Linked DNA regions of Homo sapiens: region 2 is linked to region 1. The links are chromatin loops, found by intact Hi-C in ENCODE. Cell type or tissue: right lobe of liver. All regions are shown on one strand. Links, peaks and the distances in the headings refer to the core of each region. The heading gives the core; the rest is flanking DNA.

What was found. Hi-C counts contacts between places; a loop is a spot of excess contacts. Peaks named below come from ENCODE experiments on the same cell type or tissue, not always from the same donor. Only the 100,000 strongest peaks of a DNase experiment are listed, where the experiment ranks them.
Region 2: a loop joins it to region 1, with 1.9 times the contacts of the local background. A loop is called at or near these places in 20 of 110 quality-filtered maps.

Annotation. Positions count from the first base shown.
Region 1 is chr20:63,933,530-63,936,332 of GRCh38, reverse strand. DNAJC5 (DnaJ heat shock protein family (Hsp40) member C5) reads right to left here. Exons shown (of 5, transcript NM_025219.3): 5 at 322-2,803. Among named protein-coding and RNA genes, the nearest start is that of MIR1914, 6.6 kb to the left of the region's middle. In right lobe of liver, for the core only: no CTCF peak of the experiment used is centred there; no DNase peak of the experiment used is centred there.
Region 2 is chr20:63,883,447-63,886,249 of GRCh38, reverse strand. The region is part of intron 5 of TPD52L2 (TPD52 like 2); the gene reads right to left. Among named protein-coding and RNA genes, the nearest start is that of DNAJC5, 10 kb to the left of the region's middle. RefSeq lists a silencer at 1-18. In right lobe of liver, for the core only: no CTCF peak of the experiment used is centred there; a DNase peak (open chromatin) is centred at 1,529; H3K27ac peaks cover 625 bases.

The sequences.
Region 1 (2,803 bases), core at 145-2,644:
AGAGACACGATCTCACTGTTGCCCAGGTTGGTCTTGAACTCCTGGGCTCAAAGCAATCCTCCCACACTGGCCTCCCAAAGTGCTGGGATTATAGGCATGAGCCACCACGCTTGGCCTCTTTGCTCCAGTCTTGGTATTTAGAAAACGGAGGTGAAAACACAATCAAGAGGAGGGGGCATTTATCCACATCTGGACCAGGCAGGAGGGAAGCAAGGTTCCAGCCGCAAGGGGTGTGGAGGGCTGAGATCAGCTGCTGCTCTCCAAAACCAGGGATCTGCGGGACTAGCGAGTAAGACATACGTGGGGTCCGCAGTGAAAACATTTATTTTACAACAGTAATCTTTATTTTAGGCCAACATTCAGACATACAAGACGGAGATCACCATGCGGAACCAGCCTGGCCCTTAGATGTGTGTGCTCGAGCCAGGATCAGCCGGAGTCTGACAGCGCCTGCACCCCAACACGGTCGGATTCCAGGACGCCAGTGACAAAACCAGTGCATGGACAAGCAGCTTCCATGCGTGTGCATTTGATTTTTAAAAACAATACATATTTCAGTGTTAACTTCCCCCCTCACCTGGCTTGAAACATTTTCCCCATTTTCCAGGGAAACAAACTCTACCAAAAGGTGCCGCCTGCAGGACCCCGGGCCCAGCCCCTTCTGGAGGTGGTGCTGTGTGGACTCCTCTGGGGCGGACCCGGGGCCAGCACAGGGCCCCTTCCCAGGCCGCCCTTCAGATGCAGCTTTGCCACTGACCGTATCTGCTGCTCAGAAAATCAGCTTTCATGTTTCAAGGCAGGGAAGGGCTTCCAGTCCCCTCCTCGATTTCACACCGGGACACACACCTGGGTCAGGTGAGCATGACACACAGCCCCCAGGATGGGCACCCCACCCTGCAGAGCAGAGGCCAATGCTGGTGGGGGCCGTGGCAGTGCCCTGGGCACACACCCTCTGCACACAGTGGGCTCAGCGCTTCCTTCTGTGCACCTGCTGGGAAAGCCTCCTGCAGGTCCCTGCCCGACTCCCAAGAAACCAGAGGCCATTTCAGAGCCACCTTTAATTGTACTTGTCACTTCACCAGGGGACAGCAGCATGAATGACACTCCTGCTGCGTGATATATACATATACACATATGTACACACACGGACACACCACAGCCCACACTCACAGCATGTGACGACGCAAACTGTTGCTGGTAAGGACAGTAAAAATGTAGCTTTTGCCAATTCCACAGGAGAATGATTTACAACCAAAATAACAGACACAGGCCAGTCCTGCGCCACAGGGGTTCACAGCTCTGAATACTGGGAAAGGGTGAGATCAGTCATTTCGTGTCCCCTCACGAGATGTCCCCACAGTAGGATGCACTGAGTCAGAGCTAAGGGAGGGTGGACAAGCGCTGAACTCTGCCCGCAGCACCCGGACCCTCCAGTGGCAGCCTGCATGCTGGTGCCCTTCCTTGCAGCACAAGCCTCGCCCGGAACAGAACGCCTGAGAGCAGCCTCGACGGCGTGAGGCTCCAGGGCCTCTTCTGGATGGCAGCAGCCGACGTGAAGACGAAGCTTTTCCTGCTGGGCACGTGTGCATGCCAGTTCCTTTTTCTAGTAGGTCCCCACTGGGTGCTGGCTGCACTAACAACATAGAGAACTAGGAAAGTTCACAAACACTGAGCAGTAATATCTAAAGCAGTTTAAAAATAAAGCCAAAAGGAAGACAAAAAAATCCCACGTCACTGAGTGGAGACAAATCTATACAGCAGCAGCTGCCGTGAAAGGGCCCGCAGGGCCGCTCCTACGCCTCCTGCAGGTCGGAAGCAGTCAGTGCTGCCCGGACCCCCTCGTGAACCGGACGGGCCTCAAAGCACGACCCCAGAGGGCCCCTGGCAGCCCCCAGCAGCGGCGTCCAAAGGGACATTCTGTGCCCATGGCCACACTTGCTCACAGCATTGTCTGCGGCCCGAGAGTGAGGAGTCGGGGTCCCGTCACTGCCACCAGCAAAAGCAGGCAGGGGTGCTGGGGGCGTCCTGATCTGTTAGCACGTGGACAGGGAGGCGCGGAAGCTGCCCCAGGACTCACCACCTCTTTTAATTATAGGGAAACAGTCCACTCAAGAAAGAGAGAAATAAAACCCGGGAGGATCTTTTTCCTTAAATTAAGACAAAGCCTTAAAGCCAACAGGGCAGAGCGCTGAAAACGGTTCTGCTTCTAGGTCAGGCAGGGGGAGGAACTCCAGGCCCCGAGTGTCTGGGCTTCCCGGGGGTCGTCTAATCACAATCACCACCGTGAGAATGGCCACAACCATGATTTATTAGGTTTTACAGATTCTGCAGGGGACTGGGTTCCACAAACCTCCAGACCTGCTCCTCTTTCCCACCCTACCCCACCTTCCGCAGGGAGCTGCATGGTTCTACAAAATGGTCCACTGGACTCTGTAACTGAAAAGCCACCTGGCAAGGGGCCCACTCTGATGGGTACCGAAGGGCCTTGGAGTGTTCTAGCCACAGAGCTGTGTGCAGGCCCAACAGAGGGCCTGGTGGGGCTGAGCTAGGGCCCCCGATGGGCAGCTTTCTACCTTAGGTCCAAGCTTAGAACCTGGCTCTTGGCCAGTCTGCGGAAAAATAACTCACGTCCTAAGCTACATCTACAAAAATTGCAAAGGCTGAGTACAGCCAGCATCTCAGGCTGAACTTGCTGCTGCACGAAGCGGCACGGAGGCACCCCACTGTCTCGCCACCTCACCTTTCAGGATGGGCCAAACAATGAATTTCTTATTCTTTTAGGAGAGGTCTGATTTTGATAAAT
Region 2 (2,803 bases), core at 95-2,594, 50 kb after region 1:
GGGTTCCGGGGGGCCTCTGCGTCGATCCCACGCTGCTGCTTTGTTCCCTGAGATGCAGCAACCACCTGGCTGGCACTGCTGTCCTGGAAGGGGTGATCCCACTTTCACTGCCCTCTACTAGCACAGCCGCCCAAGGGCCCTGCCGGAGTCCACCCTGCCCCAATTCAGAGAAAAGTCTTCCACAGGTGTGTCCAGGCTCAGCCTTACCTAAAGGAGTGTGAAAATGGATGAGCCCTGGAAGGTGGCAGCAGGAGAGAAGAGGAAACGAAGTGTAAGCAAGGGAGGCCAGCACCCACTCACAGCCCTCCTCGGGGAGCCCCAGGGGAGGCCCCCTGCTCGTGCTCAGTCAGGCCCAGCAGGGGAAGACCCTCCAGGACGGCTCCTCCAGTCCGCACACCACCGGGGACAGCAGCACTGTCTCCAGTCTCCTCAAGTCCTGACTCAACAGGAGGCTCTCGCAAGATCATGACTAGCAACTGCTCAGCCTCACGGCTGTGCCCAAGAGGCCCCTGGGTCCACGCCCTGTCCACGCCTTATGCCCCAAGGCACACCTGTTTGGAGAAGCCACAGCACCTGGAGCACAACCAGCCCCATCCAGCAGCGCAAAGGTGTGAAATGTGCCACAGCATGACAGCTGGGCTTGGCCAGCTCCACAGAACGAGAGCGGCCCGTGTTCCCCAAATCACGTCAGCTGAGGGAGCACACGCACCGTGGGAGGATGTGGGACACCCTTGGCGCCGAGCATTTCTGCTCTGCGCTCCATCCGTGCCCACAGACGCCAACCTGGAAACCTGTGTGTCCAAGGGCAGCTGCTGCCACTCACTGCAGCCAGGCCCACTCTGACATGGAGGGAGCCACTGAAGAACTGAGAAACACTCAACTCGCCCGAGGTCCTGAGAGGGCCGATGCCTCATCTGAGACCACGGAGTCAGACGGTGACCTGACCCTGCTGTAAACCCCCACTCTGACCTGAATCCAGTTCCCTTCCTCCCATCCCCATCACCCATGCCCCAGGGCACACCAAAGGCCTCACAGACCGGGGCTGCCCTGGGACAGGCCCATCATGGACACGGGCGTTGGGCAGCTGTCCAGAGGGGCTTCCGCCCAAGAGTTAGCAGGGGTCCGCCGGGGTTCATCCAGCCCTAAACTCATGACATAAACCTCCCAGAACCCAATTTTCACTTTCAGGAAGTAGTGAGCTCTCAACCTCAGTCTCTAACTCGAGGTGAATGGGCCCAGACCTCAGAAACCACCTGTGACTGCTTGGGGAGATGATGGGGATACACCAGGGGCTCCAGACGTCAGAGTTCCCACCACCACTACAAACATAAATGGAGGAGCAAGCAGGGCAAGACACACCAGCAAACAGGACCCTCCACGGGCACCGTGAACACGGCCAGCCAACTGGAGCGAGCTGGCTCGTCCCAGGTCAGCCTGAGGCCCCGCTCCCCCAGCTGGCCCCATGTACCAGGGCACACGTGCAAACACGTGGCACAGTGTGGCTGGGCACACTGACAGCTGTGCCAGCGTCACTGCAACAGGAACTCTGCTCACTGCCAGCCATGCCCTGAGGCTACACGACACGGGTCAGCTGCCAACCCCAGGACTGAGCAGAGAGCGAAAGCCTTTCTCCCCATCAGAGAAGGAGGAGCAGACAGAGAACCAGGACCGTGTCCCTGTGCTTCCAGAGAAAAACAGGCCATACAAACAAATGCCCAGATCAAAACCCTAGGACTGGCTTGTGCACGGCTATTCCAATCAGTGCCAAGGGCTCCACGTGCCCCTTGGATTTCCACCACAATGGTCTGAACAAACTCAAAAGGGAGTGTGGACACTAAGAGTGGGCAAACGCCTCCTGATGGCCGGCATAATTTAGGCACAACAAACACCTGTTACTTCCTGAAGATGCTCTGTGGTGAGACCAGCATTTTCGGGAAGAAAACAGCCCTGCGAGGCTGAGTTCAGCTGAAACTCAGGGGGTCCCTCCTGGGTCCAAAGCTCAGCAGTGGTAGGGAAGACCTGCATTTGTAGGGTGCCCCACAAGGACCCCCCCAAGTCACAGCTGCTGGGGAGTGTGGAGCCTTGGGCGTGTGAGGGTGCACAGAGGAAACACACACATTGCATACTGATGACTGCAGCTTCTCCAGAGGTTTAAAACTTCTCGAAATAGAAGTTGCAGGGATGGGAAGGTAGATTACCTCAAAAAAACAAAAATAAAAGTGGGCACAGCTCCTGGGCAGTGGCCATCCCCTCTGCTTGGCAGGGTGGGTCCCTGGGTGTGTGTGGCCGTCTGTGTCCTGGCCTGTGGCTTAGTGGTCAGGGGAAAGCACTGGCGCAGGACGACCCCCACCTGGCAACCACAGGCGGGGAGGCAGGACACACCTAACCTAAGGCAGGCAGGCAGGGAGGCAGGCAGGCAGGCAGGCAGGCAGCCCAGCAGGAGATGTACGTATCTCTGAATCCTGCAGGGGCCACAAGAGGGGAAGAGGGGAGGGCTGGGTGGGGTCAGCACTGTGCTCCACACACCGGTCCTTTAGGAAGCCTGCACCCATCTTTGCCAGGATTGGGTCAGAGCTACAGGGAGGCACTCCCTGAGATCCAAAAGCCAGAAGACCAGTTCTGAGAATGGGAAAGGGGTCAGGGCAGGGTGGGCAGCAGCACCCAGAAGTTGGGGCCAGGATGCTGTTGATGGTGACAACCTATATCATCCACTCCTACAACCCCTGTGAAAGAAGGCGTGCCTGAGGCCCAGCTGGGGTGCCCAGCCAGGAGGTAGCCCAGCCAAGCATCATACCCAGGCTTC